Linked DNA regions of Homo sapiens: region 1 is linked to region 2. A link is a loop called in an ENCODE intact Hi-C map of the cell type or tissue named here. Cell type or tissue: PC-9. All regions are shown on one strand. Links, peaks and the distances in the headings refer to the core of each region. The heading gives the core; the rest is flanking DNA. Region 1 holds the start of CLDN3 (claudin 3). Region 2 has its middle 8.1 kb from the start of METTL27.

The links. Peaks named below come from ENCODE experiments on the same cell type or tissue, not always from the same donor. Only the 100,000 strongest peaks of a DNase experiment are listed, where the experiment ranks them.
Region 1: it touches region 2 in a loop (8-fold over the local background); 6 of 110 quality-filtered maps call a loop at or near these places.

What each region holds. Positions count from the first base shown.
Region 1 is chr7:73,764,701-73,774,416 of GRCh38, reverse strand. It overlaps CLDN3 (claudin 3), which reads left to right and starts at 4,147. Exons shown (of 1, transcript NM_001306.4): 1 at 4,147-5,420. The coding sequence starts at 4,368. The coding sequence ends at 5,030. In PC-9, for the core only: no CTCF peak of the experiment used is centred there; DNase peaks (open chromatin) are centred at 3,676 and 4,076; H3K4me3 peaks cover 1,668 bases; H3K27ac peaks cover 810 bases.
Region 2 is chr7:73,845,764-73,855,479 of GRCh38, reverse strand. No RefSeq gene overlaps it. Among named protein-coding and RNA genes, the nearest start is that of METTL27, 8.1 kb to the right of the region's middle. RefSeq lists a silencer at 3,893-3,952 and an enhancer at 9,343-9,632. In PC-9, for the core only: a CTCF peak has its summit at 4,215; DNase peaks (open chromatin) are centred at 3,739, 4,509 and 5,909; H3K4me3 peaks cover 445 bases; H3K27ac peaks cover 4,498 bases.

The sequences.
Region 1 (9,716 bases), core at 887-8,886, 81 kb after region 2:
GGCCTCTGGGCATGAAGCTCTGTCCTGCTGGCCTCATCTCAGTGCAGCCCTGCCCAGCAGGTCCACCTCCCCCAGGCTCAGGGACAAGCCCCAAACCCAAGCAACTCAGGACAACTCTTGTCTCACAGATGGGGAAACTGAGGCTCAAGGTGGTAAAAGGACTGGCTCAAGCGCTCGTGACCCAGGAGAGCAAAGCCAGGCTCAAGTTCAGATCTACCTTTTCTCTGTACAATTTCTCTGGACATATACATGCCCTGCCTGGCTGTTTTCTGCTTTTATAGCATACTTAACATCGCCTCTATTCTTACCATAACCCTGGAAGTGAGTCATGCAGACACCATTTCCCTAATTTTATAGAGGAGGAAACTGAGGCTAAGAGAGGCGACGTGACTTTCACCAGCCTCAAGGCCAGCAGGCGTAGGGCTCACAGTGCCCAATCCAGGCACAACTGGCAGTGCAGTGGGGACCACTCTGGGCCTCAACCCCTAGTCTAAGCCCAGCCACACCACCTGGAGGGTCTACTTTTCTTCTGGCCCAGAGCCACCCCCACTCACCAGGAAACTGTAGCAGCCAGTAGTCCACTGGAGGACTTGAGTTATATGAACTTCCTCTAGAACAGCTCCACCCAGCACCAGCTGGGCCCTCTGGACTGGCACTCCCAGATCTGCCCAGGCCCTGCCCAACAGGTGCAGCCCAAGACCTTTGCTCCTGAAAGAAGTAGAACCCTGGTTTCCATGAGCCCCTGACACTGTTTCTTACTCTTCTTCTTCTTTTCTTTTTTTTTATTTTTTTGAAATGGAGTCTCGCCCTGTCGCCCAGGCTGGAGTGCAGTGGTACGATCTCAGCTCACTGCAACCACCGCCTCCTGGGTTCAAGCGATTCTCATGCCTCAGCCTCCCGAGTAGCTGGCACTGCAGGTGCATGCCACCACGCCCAGCTAATTTTTGTATTTTTAGTAGAGACGGGGTTTCACCATGCTGGCCAGGCTGGTCTCGAACTCCTGACCTCAGGTGATCCACCCGCCTCAGCTTCCCAAAGTGCTGGGATTACAGGTGTGAGCCACTGCACCCAGCCATGTTTCTTGCTCTTCTATCATTCCAAGGCTTAGGCATTTACAGAAGAGGGCACAGGCTGCATGCCTGTGATTTGAGATATGGAGGCAACCCCAAAAAACCCCAAGGCCCAGCTCAATGGGGTCTCTCTTCTCTCTGGAAGAGCCCTTGACTCCTACAAGATGACCAAGCCCCCTTGACTCAGCACAGCAGTATCCCTTTATCAGTCATTTATGCCAGTAGGAAAGCCTGGGTAGGCAAGGTTGAAGGAACATGAGAAAGTCTTCCCTTCATTCAAGTCACTAAATCGACTCTCTGTTGAGTACCCAACACCATTCTAGGCAATAGGAATGCAGCAGTGAATAAAACCAGCAAAATTCTTGCCTGTTCTGGGACATTACAGATGTCCCAATGGAGCTGACATACTGGAACAGAAAGAAAGAAACAATTTAAAAATTGGCTGGGTGCCATGGCTCATGCCTGTAATCCCAGCACTTTGGGAGGCCAAGGCGGGCAGATCATGAGGTCAGGAGTTCGAGACCACCTGGCCAATATGGTGAAACCCCATCTCTACTAAAAATACAAAAATTAGCTGGGCGTGGTGGCACGTGCCCGTAGTCCCAGCTACTTGGGAGGCTGAGGCAGAAGAATTGCTTGAACCCAGGAGGTGGAGGTTGCAGTGAGCCGAAATTGCACCACTGCACTCCAGCCTGGTCAAAAGAGCGAGATTTCGTTTAAAAAAAAAAATAGGCTGGGCACTGCTGCTCACACCTGTAATCCTAGCACTTCGGGATGCCAAGGTTGGGGGATTGCTTGAGACCAGGAGTTCAAGACTAGCCTGGGCAACACAGTGAGACCCCATCTCTACAAAAAAAAATGAAACAATTAGGTGGGCTTGGTGGTATATGCCTGTAGTCCCAGCTACTTGGGAGGCTATAGCTAGAGGATTGCTTAAGCCCAAGAATTCAAGGCTGCAGTGAGCTATGATAGTACCACTGCACTCCAGCCTGGGTGACAGAGCAAGACACTGTCTCTAAAATAAATAAATAAATAAGTTATTGAACGTTCCCAGCACAAAGAAATAAAAGTTTGAGATGATGAATATGCCAATTACCCTGATATGATTACTATACATTCTATGTATTAAAACATCACTGGGTGTGCCACGCGTAGGTACGATCATTGCCAATTTAAAATTTTTTTAAGTACAATGAAACATAAATAAGAAAAATATAGAATATTGTCCGATGGTGTTACATGCTAAGCAGAATATAAAGTATTAAAGGGGGGCAGGCATTGTGGGGTAAGAAACTGCAATTTTATTTTATTTTATTTTATTTATTTTATTTTGAGACAAAGAGTCTCGCTTTGTCACCCAGGTTGGAGTGCAGGGGTGTGATCTCAGCTCACTGCAACCTCCACCTCCTGGGTTCAAGCAATTCTCTTGCCTCAGCCTCCCGAGTAGCTGGTATTACAGGCGTGTACCACCACGCCTGGCTAATTTTTGCATTTTTAGTAGAGACGGGATTTCGCCACGTTGGCCAGGCTGGTCTGGAACTCCTTACCTCAAGTGATCCACCCGCCTCAGCCTCCCAAAGTGCTGGGATTACAGGCGTGAGCCACCGTACCCAGCCAGAAGCTGCAGTTTTAAATAGGGTGGTCAGGGAAAGACTCACTGAGAGCAAAAAGCTGAAGGCAGTTAGGAGTAAGCTATGTGGATGTCTGCAGGCATGTTCCATGTACAGGGGACAGTAAGTGCAGGGACTCTGAGGCAGGGGCATGTGGTATGCAAGGGCTGCTCTGAGGGGAAGAGAGGGGATGGGGTTAGGAACAGCCCAGGCTGAACCTCCAAGGCCAAATCTGAAGGGCTCTGAGCTTGGTGAAGAAGGGGGAACGATCGTCCAGGTGTGACAGCCAGGGCTTTGAGTGTAGCATTTCTGACTTCCCAACCTTTTTTTTTTTTTTTTTTTTTTTTTTTAAACAGGGTCTGCTCTGATGCCCAGGCTGGAGTGCAGTGGTGCGATCATAGCTCACTGCAGCCTCGAACTCCTGGGCTCAAGTAATTTCCTGCCTGAGCCTCCGGAGTAGTTGGGACTATAGGCACACGCCACCACACCTGGCTAGTTTTTTAATTTTTTGTAGAGACGGGGTCTCACTATTTTGCCCAGGCTGGTGTCGAACTCCTGGTCTCAAGCAATCCTCCCTTCTCAGCCTCCCAAAGTGCGAGGATTACAGGAGTCAGCCACCACGGTGCTCGGTCCTGCCCGATTTCCCACTTTTGCGGAGATCGAACCTCTTTCACCACCATTTCATTAAGGTGGGCCTCAGCCCTGACTCAGGCTCAAAGGGAGGGAGGACAGGGCTCGGAGAGGGGAGGGGACTCAATGGGAGGAGGGGGACTTCTGGGAGGGGAGAGCAGCTTAGCTAAAGGCATGCAGGCTCACGGCCAGCGATGGGAACTGGAGGGAGAGCTGGAGAGGAATTTGAGCTTAGTTAGGCTTAAGGGCATCTTTTGGGTACCTTTGCGCAGGCAGTCCCTGGCTTCTGGGCCCAGCAATTCCTGGGCTGGACAACCCCACCGCCCGGACTCAGGCTGAGCCTGTGCGACGTGTGTACGGGAGGGGCAGAGCAGCAGGTGCGCGGCTCCTGCAAACAGCCGCGGCCACGCCCACCCTGGTCCTCCCCGCCCCGCCGTTCCGGGGTAATTGGCAGCGCCCCCATCCCCACGCGGCACGTGCCAAAAGCGCCCAAAGTGGTGAGGAGAGAGAAGCCGTGTCAAATTCTTTGGGATTTGCACCCCAAGCCCCTGACGCATCCCGTCCTCGGTTTTGCCCCGGAGAATTCATTCCCGAGCAGAGAGGGACAAGGACCGAGGGGCGGGGGCTGGGTCAGGTCCCGCCCTTCCTTGGCAACCCCCCTACCCCGGCGTTGTGGGCCGCGCAGGGCCAAGTCCTTCCTCCCAGGACGCTCGGTGAAGGTGGGAGGCAGGGGCCACGTCACTGTCCTTAGGCCCTGGAGAGCGCGGCTCCGCCCCTACCGCCCCCACCGGAGCGCTGGGCACTTAGCTAAGACGCACCGGCCCCAGCCCAGGGCCAGCCCAGTCGCCGCCGCCCGCCCACAAAGCCACAGGCAGGTGCAGGCGCAGCCGCGGCGAGAGCGTATGGAGCCGAGCCGTTAGCGCGCGCCGTCGGTGAGTCAGTCCGTCCGTCCGTCCGTCCGTCGGGGCGCCGCAGCTCCCGCCAGGCCCAGCGGCCCCGGCCCCTCGTCTCCCCGCACCCGGAGCCACCCGGTGGAGCGGGCCTTGCCGCGGCAGCCATGTCCATGGGCCTGGAGATCACGGGCACCGCGCTGGCCGTGCTGGGCTGGCTGGGCACCATCGTGTGCTGCGCGTTGCCCATGTGGCGCGTGTCGGCCTTCATCGGCAGCAACATCATCACGTCGCAGAACATCTGGGAGGGCCTGTGGATGAACTGCGTGGTGCAGAGCACCGGCCAGATGCAGTGCAAGGTGTACGACTCGCTGCTGGCACTGCCACAGGACCTTCAGGCGGCCCGCGCCCTCATCGTGGTGGCCATCCTGCTGGCCGCCTTCGGGCTGCTAGTGGCGCTGGTGGGCGCCCAGTGCACCAACTGCGTGCAGGACGACACGGCCAAGGCCAAGATCACCATCGTGGCAGGCGTGCTGTTCCTTCTCGCCGCCCTGCTCACCCTCGTGCCGGTGTCCTGGTCGGCCAACACCATTATCCGGGACTTCTACAACCCCGTGGTGCCCGAGGCGCAGAAGCGCGAGATGGGCGCGGGCCTGTACGTGGGCTGGGCGGCCGCGGCGCTGCAGCTGCTGGGGGGCGCGCTGCTCTGCTGCTCGTGTCCCCCACGCGAGAAGAAGTACACGGCCACCAAGGTCGTCTACTCCGCGCCGCGCTCCACCGGCCCGGGAGCCAGCCTGGGCACAGGCTACGACCGCAAGGACTACGTCTAAGGGACAGACGCAGGGAGACCCCACCACCACCACCACCACCAACACCACCACCACCACCGCGAGCTGGAGCGCGCACCAGGCCATCCAGCGTGCAGCCTTGCCTCGGAGGCCAGCCCACCCCCAGAAGCCAGGAAGCCCCCGCGCTGGACTGGGGCAGCTTCCCCAGCAGCCACGGCTTTGCGGGCCGGGCAGTCGACTTCGGGGCCCAGGGACCAACCTGCATGGACTGTGAAACCTCACCCTTCTGGAGCACGGGGCCTGGGTGACCGCCAATACTTGACCACCCCGTCGAGCCCCATCGGGCCGCTGCCCCCATGCTCGCGCTGGGCAGGGACCGGCAGCCCTGGAAGGGGCACTTGATATTTTTCAATAAAAGCCTTTCGTTTTGCACTCGCTGGAGCCTCCTTGTTCCCAGCGCCTCCACCTCCCTGCAGAGCTCCCCCTCGGGGCGGCCTTGGCTGGATCTCGCTCTCCCGGATGGAGCTTAGAGGGAAGATGGGGTTGTAAGCTGAGCTTGGTGATGGCGGGGTGGTCACTTGCCCACTCCCTGGGGATTCGGAAGACAGCCTGTGAGGCCAAAGCCAGCGCCCAATCTAGGAAGCAGGCATGAGCACTTTCCGCACGCCATGGCTGGGGATGGGAGGGGAAGGTGGCAGAGATGTGCCCCTGGGTCTGTGCTGGGAGCCCGGACCCCGCACAATACCCGACACATTCGGAATCTCCCGTGCGCCTTGTGAAAGAGCGCATTCCGTACTGCCATTTCCTATTGGAAAAACGAAAACAAAAAGACCTATTGTTTGGATAAAACACGCCACCAAAAGTAAAACCGGGCCAAATCTTCTCACCTGGGGGAGAGATGAGAAAGGGTCCCCATCTCCTTCCTGGGACCCTCAAGGGAGGGAAAGAGGGAGGACTTAGAAGGGGTATCTCAGAGGGGCTTGAGGCCGGGTCTCACTGGCTCACTCCTAGAGGACGAGGTGGGAGGCTCGCTTGAGCCCAGGAGTTCGAGACCAACCTGGGCTACATAGCAAGACCCTATCTCTACCAAAAAAAAAAAAAATTAACTGGGTATGATGGCATACACCTGTGGTCCCAGCTACTCAGGAGGCTGAAGCAGGAGGATGGCTTGAGCCCAGGAGGTAAAGGCTACCGTGAGCTATGATTGTGCCACTGCACTCCAGCTGGGGCAACAGAGTGAGACCCTGTCTCAAAAACAACAACGACAAAACACACACACACACACACACACACACACACACACACACACCCCAGAGGAGTGGTTAAGGTGAACAGTGTGGAGAGGCACTGGTGCCTTGGAGAAAACACAGGAGATTCAGGCGGGAAAAGGGGCCTGAACCCAGGCACAGGGTGACTTGGTGGGGGCGAGAGATTCAAATGACTGGATGGAACATAAAGGGAGACAGGAAGTGTCAGTAAAGCCCAGGACTCCAGCAAGCAAAGGCCAAGTCATGGAGAGTCCGTATGTGGAATTACAAACTTTGAACCTTACTCTGGGTGTAGGGAGTCATGAAAGGGGAAGTACCTGGTCAGATGCTTTTAACCTCTCCAGCAGCCCCTGTGGAACTGGGATTCAAGGAGAAAGATAAAGGAGGGGAACCACCTAACAGGATATGCCGCCATCTTGGAGTGAAATGATGGTGGCCAGAAATTAGGCAGGGGCAGGGAGTGGGGGCAGAACCTGACAGGGGCTGTTAAAGTGGGCAGGACCCGGGAGCCATTTGGATGTGCAGGGTGAGAGAGGCGAGAATCTAGAAAAGAAGGCTGGAATCTGGGAGTTTCAACTTAGGTCACTGATTGGATAGTGGTATCATTTACCAAAATAGGAGACGGAAAGATGATGGGTTCCATTTTGAACGTATAGAGTTTGGTGAGGCCAGGGCATGGTGGCTCACGCCTGTAATCCCAGCACTTTGGGAGGCCAAGGCTGGAGAGTATCTTCAGCCTAGGAGTCCGAGACCAGCCTGGGTAGCATAGTGAGACCCCATCTCTACAAAAAAATTAAAAATTAGCTAGGTGTGGTGGTATATGCCTGTAATCCCAGCTACATGGGAGGCTGAGGTGGGAGGTTTACTTGAGCCCAGGAGATTGAGGCTGCAGCGAGTAGAGAATGCACCACTGCAATCCAGCCTGGGCGACAGAGTGAGATCTTGTCTCAAAAAATAAATAAATAAAAATAAAATAAATGTAGAGTTTGGCGAGTCTGGAGAACGTCCTGGCAGAGACGTCCAGGAAGTAGGATGACGTCTAGAGATCTCGTAAACCTGAAAGTCGTTGCATAGGGATGGCAACCGAAACCAGGGTCGGGGAAGAAGTCAGTCTAGAAACTCACAGAACAAAAAGAGTTTCAAGGAGGTGGGTGTGGGCAACAGTGTCTGAGGTTGCAGGAGTGGTCAGGCAAGATGAGACCTGAGGAATAGCCACGGAATTCACAGTAGCCAGGTGGTCATTGGTGGCCTTAGCAAGAGGTGTGGAAACGGAAACACTAGATGGAAAAGGGAGTGGGAGGCGAGAGTTGAAACCAGGAGCCGTAGACAATGCGTGCAAGAGATTTGCATAGAAAGGGAATTGTGGCTGGGAGCAGTGGCTCACGCTTGTAACCCCAGCACTTTGGGAGGCCGAGGCGTGGCAGGGGTTGGGGTGAGGGGGATAGCTTGAGCCCAGGAGTTCAAGACAAGCCTGGCCAACATGGTGAAACCCCAACTCTACTAAAAATACAAAAATTAGCCAGGCATGGTGGTGGGCACTGTAGTCCCAGTACTTTGGGAGGATCACTTGAGGTCAGGAGTTCGAGACCAGCCTGGTCAACATGGTGAAACCCCATCTCTACCAAAAATATTAAAAATTAGCCGGGTGTGGTGGCACACGCCTGTAATCCCAGCTACTTGGGAGGCTGAGACAGGAGAATTGCTTGAACCCAGGAGGCAGAGGTTGCAGCAAGCCGAGATCGCACCACTGCACTCTAGCCTAGGTGACAGAGACAGACTCTGTCTTAAAAAAAAAAAAAAAAAAAAAAAAAAGTAGGGGGGTATTGTGGCTGGGGGCAGTGGCTCACGCTTGTAATCCCTGCACTTTGGGAGGCCAAGACGGGAGGATCACCTGATGTCAGGAGTTCAAGACCAGCCCTGCCAACATGATGAACTGGTTGCAGTGAGCTGACATCTCACCGCTGCACTCCAGCCTGGGCAGCAGAGCGAGACTCTGTCTCAAAAAAAAAGAAAAGAAAGGGACTTGTAGGTCGAGCCAGCAACTTGAAGGGAAACGAGGGTTGCACATGTATTTGGGCACTGGGGAGACTTGAAATTTTTTTTTTTTTTAGACAGAGTCTCACTCCATCACCCAGGCTGGAGTGCAGTGGCGTGATCTGGGCTCACTGCAACCTCCACCTCCTGGGTTCAAGCAATTCTCCTGCCTCAGCCTCCCAAGTAGCTGGGGTTATAGGTGTGTGCCACCACACCTGGCTCATTTTTTGTATTAGTAGTAGAGACGGGATTTCACCACATTGGCCAGGCTGGCATCAAACTCCTGATCTCAGGTGATCTGCCTGCCTGGGCTCCCAAAGTGCTGGGATTATAGTACAGGCGTGAGCCACTGCGCCTGGCCCAATTTTTTTTTTTTTTTTTTTTTTTTGAGACAGAGTGCAGGCTGGAGTGCAATGGCGAAATCTCGGCTCACCGCAACCTCCGCCTCCCAGGTTCAAGCGATTCTCCTGCCTCAGCCTCCCAAGTAGCTGGAATTACGGGCATATGCCACCATGCCTGACTAATTTTGTATTTTTAGTAGAGACAGGGTTTCTCCATGTTGGTCAGGTTGGTCTCAAACTCCCGACCTCAGGTGATCCGCCTGCCTCAGCCTCCCAAAGTGCTGGGATTACAGGCGTGAGCCACCATACCCAGCTGGCCTTTTTTTTTTCTAAATTATTGTATCTCAAATGTTTTGGATACTGGGCATGATGGCTCATGTCTGTAATCCTAGCACCTTGGGAGGCCAAGGTGGGAGGATCATTTGAGGCCAGGAGATTGAGACCAGCCTGGACAATATAGCAAGGACCCCATCTCTACAAAAAAATTTAAAAGTTAGCCAGGCATGGTGGTGCATGCCTGTAGTCCCAGTTACACGGGAGGCTGAGATGGGAGGATCACTTGAGCCAAGGAGTTCGAGGCTACAGCAAGCTATGATTTCACCACTGCACTCCAGCCTGAGTGACAGGCTGTCTCTAAAAACACAAACACAAACACAGCCTGGGCAACATAGCAAAACCCCATCTCTACAAAGCATACAAAAATTAGCTGGGCGTGGTGGCAGGCACCTGCAATCCCAACTAATCGGGAGGCTGACGCAGGAGAATCGCTAGAACCCGGGATGCGGAGGTTGCAGTGAGCCGAGATCGCACCACTGCACTCCAGCTTGGGAGACAGTGAGACTCCATCTCAAAAAAAAAAAGAAAAAAAAAATCAGCCGAGTGTGGTGGCATATGCCTACAGTTTCAGCTACTCTGGAGGCTGACGTTGGAGGATCACCTCAGCCTAGAGAGGTCAAGGCTGCAGTGAGACATGATCACGCCACTGCACTCCATCCAGCCTGGGTGACAGAGCAAAACCCTGCCTCAAAAAAATAAATAAATAAATAAATAAACAAATAATTTAAAAAAATACAAAAAAATGTTTT
Region 2 (9,716 bases), core at 1,030-9,029:
GTTTCAAATCTTCACTTTTTTTTTTTGCCAAAAAATACGCAAAAAGGATAAATATGTCTGTATACTTATTGGAGCTTGGTGTTTCTTCTTTCTGTTTTTTGTTTTTGTTTTTAAATATTTTAGAGAGGGGGATCTTGCTATGTTGCCCAGGTTATCTGGAACTCTTGGCCTCAAATGGTCCTCCTGCCTCAGCCTCCTGAGTAGCTAAGCTACAGGCATGCGCCACCATAACCGGCTATTTGTGTTTGTGTGTGTGTGTGTGTGTGTGTGTGTGTGTGTGTGTGTGTGTGTGTGTAGAGATGGGGTTTCACTAAGTTGCCCAGGCTGATCTCAAACTCCTGAACTCAAGGGATCCTCTCACCTCAGCCTCCCAAAGTGCTGGAATTACAGGTGTGAGCCACCACTCCTGGCCTGCATTTTTTCTTTCTGAAGATGGTTTTACCCAAGCCAATTACATGCGAAAATAATGATCAAAAAGCAATGAAAGTATGAAGGACCGGATCCTGGTTAAAGAAATAGATTCAGAGATGACAAACTTGGGTTTGAACTGAGCTGCTACAAGAGCTCCTGCCCCAAATTTCATTATCTGTAAAACTGGAAAATACTTAGAACCAGGCAGGGAAAGTTGCGGGGAGAAACCAATGAAATAGAGCCTGTGAGGGGCAGCGTATGGGAGCTGATAAGTAATGAAGTCGGTATCTGTGAAGGAAAAGGAACTCAAGAATTTTTCAAAACAAAATAAGCTACAAATGGGACAAAATTGCTTTCAAATAAGTGCAAACTTGTAAAAAAGAAACCACTCAGGGTGCAAAAATTTTATTAATTCACAAACCAATGTGTGGAAATCATTATTGCAACCAGTTTTCAGGCAATTCACTTGGACATGATTTTCACCCGACATGGAAATTCACATGGGAATTCACATGGAATTCACCCGACATGATTTTGAAATTTGAATTTTAAAAAGCTCACTGCCAAATGTAAAGAAAAATCTTTGCTTCCTTAAAATTAATTCAAAAATTTTTGAATAAAAATGAATGGAAATACTTTAAAAATGTTTTAAAAGGGATATAAAGTCGTCAAACCATCCCATGGTTCAAAAACATTATTCATCCCAAAATAAAGTGCCGAGAAATGGACAAAAAAGCATAAATGCAGGCCGGACACAGTGGCTCACACCTGTAATCCCAGCATTTTGGGAGGCTGAAGGAGGATCGCTTAAGCCTAGGAGTTCAAAGCCAGCCCTACAGCATAACAAGACCCCTGTCTCTACCAAAAAAAAAAATACAAAAATTAGGCAGGAGTGGTAGTGAACACCTGTAGTCCCAGCTACTCAGGAGGCTGTGGTGGGAGGATTGCGTGAGCCCAGGAGGTGGAGGCTGCAGTGAGCTGTGTTTGCGACACTGTACTCCAACCTGAGTGACAGAGCAAGACTGTGTCTCAAAAATAAATACCTAAATAAATTTGAAAATAATCAACATATAACAAAAAGCAATGGAAATTATTCATAACATTCACCAATTCATTTATCAACCAATTTGTTCAGAACCAAACTTTTTAGACATTTGTTTTCTGCCAGCTCACCTAGACCTTTCTCTGCGACATTCTCCCAGCACCCCTGCCCCATCCTCATCCACTCCCTCTTTCTCTAGTTGCTCTTTTTATTTTTGTTTTTGTTTTGTTTTGTTTTGTTTTGTTTGAGACAGTCTCACTCTATCACCCAGGCTGCAGTGCAGTGGAACATTCTTGGCTCACTGCAACCTTTGCTCCCAGGTTCAAGCGATTCTCCCACCTCAGCCTCCCGAGTAGCTGGGACTACAGGCGCACACCACCAGTCCCGGCTACTTTTTGTATTTTTAGTAGAGATGGGATTTTTACCATGTTGGTCAGGCTGGTCTTGAACTCCTGACCTCAGGTGATCCACCTGCCTTGACCTCCCAAAATGCTGTGATTACAGGCATGAGCCACCCCGCCCAGACTCGCCTCAGCTTCTTGAGTAGACTACAGATGCATGTCACCAAGGCTGGCTAATTTAAAAAAAAATTTTTTTTTTGTAGAGGCAGGATCTTGCTATGTTGCGCAGGCTGGTCTTCAACTTCTGGCCTCAAGCAATCCCCCTTCTTCAGCCTCCCAAAGTGCTGGAATTACAGGTGTGAGCTACCACGCCCGGCATCTACCTGCTCTTTTGTCTCATGTCCTAAAGCAAATGTTTCCAGGACATTTCCTAGGGTTTCACAAAGTTAGAAATAAAATAAGAAAAAATAAAATGTTCCTCAAAGCCCCCTCACCTCTCTGTTTAAACCATACTGTGGGTCGGGCACAGGGGCTCACACCTACAATCCCAGCACTTTGGGAGGCCAAGGCAGGTGGATCACCTGAAGTCAGGAGTTCGAGACCAGCCTGGCCAACATGGCGAAACCCTGTCTCTACTAAAAATGCAAAAATTAGCCGGGTGTGGTGGTGCATGCCTGTAATCCCAGTTACTCAGGAGGCTGTGGCAGGAGAATCGCTTGAACCTGGGAGGCGGAGGTTGCAGTGAGCCAAGGTCACGCCACTGCACTCCAGCCTGGGTGACAGAACAAGACTGTGTCTCAGAAAAATAAATAAATAAATAAATAGTAAACCATATTGTTGAAAGAAGTCCTGCAGCCCCTCACGGCCACCACCAGCCACCGCCACTGCCCTGGCCCAAGTCACCAAGCAAAGCCAAAAGCTGTGAGAGCCTGGGGGAAATGTTTGCAACGCTGCAAACAGTATCCACAATCTGAAGTATCCAAGGAACTCTTACAAATCAGTAAGATAAAATTAAATGACCCACATGGAATTTTGGTTAGCCAGAAGGAGTGAGTTCAAGACATGTGTTGTACATCACACTAACTATAGTTGATAACAATCTCGTGTACACTTGAAAATTGCTGGCTAGGCACTGTTGTTCAAGCCTGTAATCTCGCTCAGCACTTTGGGAGGCCAAGGCAGGTGGATTGCTTGAGCTCAGGAGTTGGAGACCAGCCTGGGAAGCATATTGAGACCTTGTCTCTATTTAAAAAAAAAAACGCAAAAATTAGCCAGGCATGGTGGCACGCACCTGTGGTCCCAACTACTTGGAAGACTGAGGTAGGAGGATTTCTTAAGCCCAGAAGGCAGGGGTTACAGTGAGTGGAGATTGCACCACTGCACTCCAGCCTGAGCAACAGAACAAGATCCAGGCAGGAGGGAGGGAGGGAAGGAAAGAATGAAGGAGGGAAGGCGGGAAGGAGGGAAGCAGGGAAGGGAGGGAGGGAGGGAAGGAAGGAAGGGAAAAGAGAGACAGAAAGAGGGAAAGGAAAGGAAAGGAAGAAAGGAAGAAAGAAAGAGAAAGAAAGAAAGAAGGAAAGGACGGAGGGAGGAAGGAAGGGAGGGATAAAAGAGAGAAAGAAAGAGAGAGAGGAAGGGAAGGAGGAAGGGGGAAGGAAGGGAGGAAGGAAGGGAGGAAGGATGGAAGGAAGGGAGGAAGGTTGCCAAGAGAGTAGATTTTAAATGTTCTCACTGCAAACTAATGATATGAGTATGTGAGGTGATGCATAAGTTAAAGGGCTTGCTTAGTCATTCAACAATACATCCCTATATCAAAATGTCATGTCATACACCATTAATATATACGGTTGTTCCTTGTCAGTTAAAAATAGGGAAAGGGAAAAAAATCAAACGACCCAATGGAATACAACAGCAAAAGCCATTCACAGAAAAGGAAACTCCAGGAGCCAATAAACTGATGGAAAGAGGTTCAACCTCATTAGTCATTAGGGAGGAATGCACATTGAAACCACAGTGAGATATGATCTCACCCTCATTTGCAAAAACAAAAAAGTCTACAGCACACGTGCGTTGATGACTCTGTAGGCTAACCAGAGTCTCAGACACTGCCTGTACCCTGATTCAGTAGTGCCCTTCTGGTTTTTAGTCTCTGGGTGCCACCCATGGTAAGAATTGTATTAAACAGCCTGGACGCAGTGGCTCACATCTGTAATCCCAGCACTTTGGGAGGCCAAAGTGGGAAGATCGCTTGAGGCCAGGAGTTGGAGACCAGCCTGGACCACATAGGGAGACCCAGTCTCTATGAAATATTTTTAAAAATTAGCTGAGCATAATAGTGCATGCCTGTCAACTCAGCCACTCAGGAGGCTGAGGCAGGTGGATCACTTGAGCCCAGAAGGTTGAGACTGTAGTGAGCTAGGATTGTGCCACTGCACTCCAGCCTGGGCGACAGAGTGAGATCTTGTCTCTAAAAAGAAAAAAAAAGAAAAAAAAAGTATTGCACAAAGCTGTTCATTAAACACACATGTGAAACTGAAGCAAGAGCCTAACAAAACAATAATTACTCCTACTACATGCAGTATGCTCTTCTAATATCTGTTCATTCTATTTCACAACCAGCTGAATTGTTTTCACTACCCTCCAGTGGGTTAAAGCATTCCTTCCAGAAACATCCACTTGTGAACAAAGAGACATGTGCATGGCAATGTTATTTCCTATCCCCAGGAAAGGGGAGCTGTATCAGCTGGGTGTGTCAGCTTGAGGCTTGAGGGATGACTAAGCGGTGGTGAAAACGAACCCAGTCCGCAAGCATCAACACAGAAAGAGCTCATAAATGGCTGGGCATGGGGGCTCATGCTGGTCATCCCAGCACTTTGGGAGGCCAAGGCGGGCAGACCACTTGAAGTCAGGAGTTTAAGACCAGCTGGGTAACTTGGTGAAATCCCATCTCCACTAAAAAGACAAAAAATTAGCCGGGCCTGGTGGTGCATGCCTGTAGTCCCAGCTGCTCGGGAGGCTGAGGCAGGAGAATCGCTTGAACCCAGGAGGCGGAGGTTGTAGTGAGCCGAGATCGCGCCTCTTCACTCCAGCCTGGGCGACAGAGCAAGACTCCATCTCAAAAAAAAAAAAAAGCCACTGAAGCAGAGTTGAAGGAAGAGTGGGGCAACATGGCAAAACCCCACCTCTACGAAAAATACAAAAAAAAATTAGCTGGGTGTGGTGGTGCACGTCTGTAGTCCCAGCTGCTCGGGAGGCTGAGGTGAGGGGATTTTCCCGGCTGGAAAATAGTGCAAAGGCCCTGTGATAGCCTTGGCACAGTCCAGGAACAGCAGAGGCCAGAGTGGCGGATCAAGGAAAAGAGACGCTACAGATAAGGAGAGGAAAGAAGCTGGATTTTAGGTTTTAAGCAGGGGCGTAAACTCATCAGATGGATACTGTAAAAACGCCACTCTGGCTGGGCTCAGTTTGTTAACTATTGAAACGCTCATGAAGAAATACATGGGGAGTTATTACACTAGTCTCTTCTTTTGTGTGTGTTTGAGATTTTCTTCTTCTTTTTTTTCTTTTAGTTTTTTCAGACAGAGTCTTGCTGTGTTGCCCAGGCTGAAGTGCAATGGCGTGATCTTGGCTCACTGCAACCTCTGCCTCCCCGGTTCAAGTGATTCTCCTGCCTCAGCCTCCCAAGTAGGTGGGATTACAGGCATGCACCACCATCCCTGGATAATTTTTGTACTTTTAGTAGAGACAGGGTTTTGCCATGTTGGCCAGGCTGGTCTTGAACTCCTGATCTCAAGTGATCCACCCACCTTGGCCTCCCAAAGTACTGGGATTACAGGTGTGAGCCACCGCACCTGGCTGGTGTAGTTTGAGTCCACAGGATTTGCTGATGAACAGGGTGCGAGATGGGAGAAAAACAGCTTGAGCTGAGCCCCTGAGTGCAAGGTGGTTCAGGGGCATTTGCAGAGACGGGCCCTGAAGAGGAGCAGATTTGGGAGTGGAAAGAATCACTCTCGGGTCTGGGCTCGTTGCCAGACCTGTGGCCTCCAAGGAGATGTCAGTTTCATGGCTGGGTGAACAAGTCCAGAGTTCAGGGGAGAGCCAAGACTAGAAGTCATCAATTTGGGAGTCACCCACAAATAAACAGTATTTAAAACCACGGGACTAGATGAGATCACCTAGGAAGTGGGTGTACACAGAGAAGGAAGAAGACCCAGGACAGAGCCGGGGGCCTCTCCTAAGCTTAGAGGTAGGAGAAGAGCAAGGAGGAGGCGGTGAAGAAGATGAGGTAGGAAGAAAACTCCAAGGAAGGGAAGTTGCCATCTGGTCCTCAACAGCCCCCACACCCCATCAGCACCAAGGTCACCCCCTCCTCAGCAGCCCCTGACTCTTGACACTCCAGCTCTTGCCAAGTAACTGCAACAGCCTCGGAACTTGCGGTTCACCCAGCTGGCTCTCCCTGCCGCCTTCTGGAGCCATCTTGGTAAAATGCAAATCTGAAGCCACAACTCCCCATTACACATTCAGGGTTAGAAAGCACGTCCATAGACCAGGCGTGGTGGCTCATGCCTGTAATCCCAGCACTTTGGGAGGCCGAGGCAGGCAGATCACCTGAGGTCAAGAGTTTGAGACCAGCCTGGCCAGCGTGGCAAAACCCCATCCCTACTAAAAATACAAAAAAAATTAGCTGGGCGTGGTGGCACATGCCTGTAGTCCCAGCTACTTGGGAGGCTGAGGCAGGAGAATTGCTTGAACCCAGAAGGCAGAGGTTGCAGTGAGCCAAGATTGCACCACTACACTCCAGCCTGGGCAACAGAGTGAGACTCCATCAAGAAAGGAAGGAAGGAAGAAAGGAAGGAAGAAAGGGAGGGAGGGAGGGAAAGGAAAGGAAAGGAAAGGAAAGGAAAGGAAAGAAAGAAAGAAAGAAAGAAAGAAAGAAAGAAAGAAAGAAAGAAAGAAAGAAAGAAGGAAGGAAGGAAAGAAAAGAAAGAAAGAAAAAGAAAAGAAGGAAGGAAGGAAGGAAGGGAGGGAGTCCATAGCCTGGGGACCAAGCTCTCCATGGCCTGGGTCCTGCACACATCAAAATGGACACCTGTAACATTCCCCGCTCATCACACAGGTGCACATGAAGGAACACACGCCCTCACACCCCAGGAGCAGCACAGGAGCCCGCACTGTGGCAGGCCAGGTCTCCCCAACAACTGTTTCAGTACTGACTGAGTGGTTAATTTAAATATTAAAAGCCAGTGCCCTTATACAAAGGCTGGGATGTAACAAAAGCCCACCAAGAGTTTTGCCCAGGCCTTTCCTGGGCCTTAAATCACGACAAAATAATGAAGGAATTCTTAACAGGACCATTTAGAATTAAGCAAGTTTTATTTTGGGTCTGAAGAAACTCCCCAGGCCTCCACAAACAAATTTATTGGCGGTCTGAAGGAACTCCTCAAACCTCCATGATTTAGCAGGAGATAACAGGAATCACCCCAGCACCTGGACCCATTTAGATAAGTAAATTTACTGAGGTTCCAGAGGAAGAGCTTCGGGACTCAGACCTTAGTCATGGATTAAAAGAAATTAATCACTTATGTCTTCAGATGAATGCACACTTACACATAGACGTATAGCTTAGAAGGTGTATAAGCTCTGGAAAACTTTGTAACTTTGAGTTAGTCGGGTGATAATTTCCACGCCTTCTCCCTGTAAACGGTTACAGAAATAAAAACTCTCTTCCTCCCCAGTTTGTGTGCATCTCGTTATTGGGCCACAAGAAGTAGCAGCCCGACCCTCAGTTTGGTCTGGGAACAGTACCACAAGCCATTCTCCCCTCCCTCCTTCCTGGATGGAAAGCTCACACCCCACACCTGAGCCTCAAAGTGCCAGATCACAGTTTCCCAGCTTCTGTGGCTTCTGGAAATACCCTCCTCCCATAGAAAGAAAGAGAAAGGCCAGGTAGGTTCCTCACACATGTAATCCCAGCATTTTGAATGCCAAGGAGGGAGGATGGCTTGAGCCCAGGAATTGGAGACCAGCCTAGGCAACATAGCAAGACCCCATCTCTACAATTTTTTTTTTTTAATTAACCAGGCTTGGTGGCAAGCACCTGGAGTCCCAGCTACCCAGGAGGCTGAGGCAGAAGGATTGCTTGAGCCCAGGACGTAGAGGCTGCAGTGAGCTAGGATTGTATCACTGCACTCCAGCCTGAAAACAGAGCAAGACCCCTCTCAAAAAAATAAAATTAAAATTAAAAATATAAAGGACAAAAGGGAGAGAGGGAGGGAGGAAGGGAGGGAGGGAGGGAGGGAAGGAGAAACAAGGAAAAGCTCCTGCCATTCCTAGCCTACTTTGGGCTTTGTTTTGTTTGTATTTTTTTCTTTGAGATGGACTCGCTCTGTTGCTAGGCTGGAGTGCAATGGCGCAATCCTGGCTCACTGCAACTTCCGCCTCCCAGGTTCAAGCAATTCTCCTGCCTCAGTCTCCCGAGTAGCTGGGACTACAGGTGCCCGCCAGCATGCCCAGCTAATTTTTGTATTTTTAATAGAGACAGGTTTTCGCCATGTTGGCCAGGCTGGTCTCGAACTCCTGACTTCAAGCGATCCACCCACTTCGGCCTCCCAAAGTGCTAGGATTACAGGCATGAGCCACCACACCTGGCCTGCCTTGGGCTTTGAATGTAAGGATGCAAGGAATGTTCAAGTTGCTGCCACCATTTGTGACCAGAAGGAGCCAACAGTGCAAACACACAATGTGGCAAGTGAGAGGTTGGCACCAGGGCCCTTGTGAGATCAGTGGGCCCCTGGCCTGGCCCCTGTGCTGCTGACCACTGGCCTTCTTGCTGTAAGAAAAATACCAAACCCCTAATATTTAAACCACTTGGGGTTGGTTTTTGTCGTGTTTTTTTTTGTTTTTTTTTTTTTGTTTTTTTGAGACAGTGTCTGCTCTGTTGCTCAGGCTACAGTGCAGTGGCACAGTCCTAGCTCACTGCAGCCTCAACCTCCTGGGTTCAAGCGATCCACCTCAGCCTCCTGAGCAGTTGGGACCACAGGCACGTACCACCACACCCAGGTAATTTTTGAAGTTTTTTGTAGAGACAGGGTCTTCCTATGTTGCCCAGGCTGGTCTCAAACTCCTGGGCTCAAGCGATCCTCCAGCCTCGGCCTCCCAAAGTGCTGGGATTACAGGTGTGAGCCACTGCACCCAGCCAATGGATCATTTTAATACATCTCCCACCCCAAACTGTTTTCTCTTCCCCAAGCCCCCAAGCTCCCTCTGTCACTTTGGCAGCAACTAGACTTGGTGGGAGGGGAAGCTTGATATCCACGGCCCGTAGTATGTAGGGTCCAGCCCTATGGGGCTTAGCGGGTGTTCTCCCCGTGTGCGGAGATGAGAGATAGTAATAAATAAAGACACAAGACAAAGAGATAAAGAGAAAACAGTTGGGCCCGGGGGACCACTACCATCAAGATGCAGAGACCGGTAGTGGCCCTGAACCGGCTGGAAGTGCTGATATTTATTGCATAGGAGACAAGGGGGCAGGGTAAGGAGGGTGAATCTTCTAAGTGATTGACAAGGTGAAGCAAGTCACATGATCGTAGGACAGGGGGCCCTTCCCTCTTAGGTAGCCGAAACAGAGAGAGAGAAGGCAGCATACGTCAGCGTTTTCTTCTATGCATTCATAAGAAAGACCAAATACTTTAAGACTTTCAGTATTTCTTCTATCGCTGTCTACTACGAACTTCAAAGAGGAACCAGGAGTAGAGGAGGAACATGAAAGTGAACAGGGAGCATGACTATTGAAGCACAGCCCCACAGGGAGGGGTTTAGGCCTCCGGATGACTGCGGGCAGGCCTGGGTAATATCCAGCCTTCCACAAGAAGCTGCTGGAGCAGAGTGTTCCCTGACTCCTCCAAGGAAAGGAGACTCCCTTT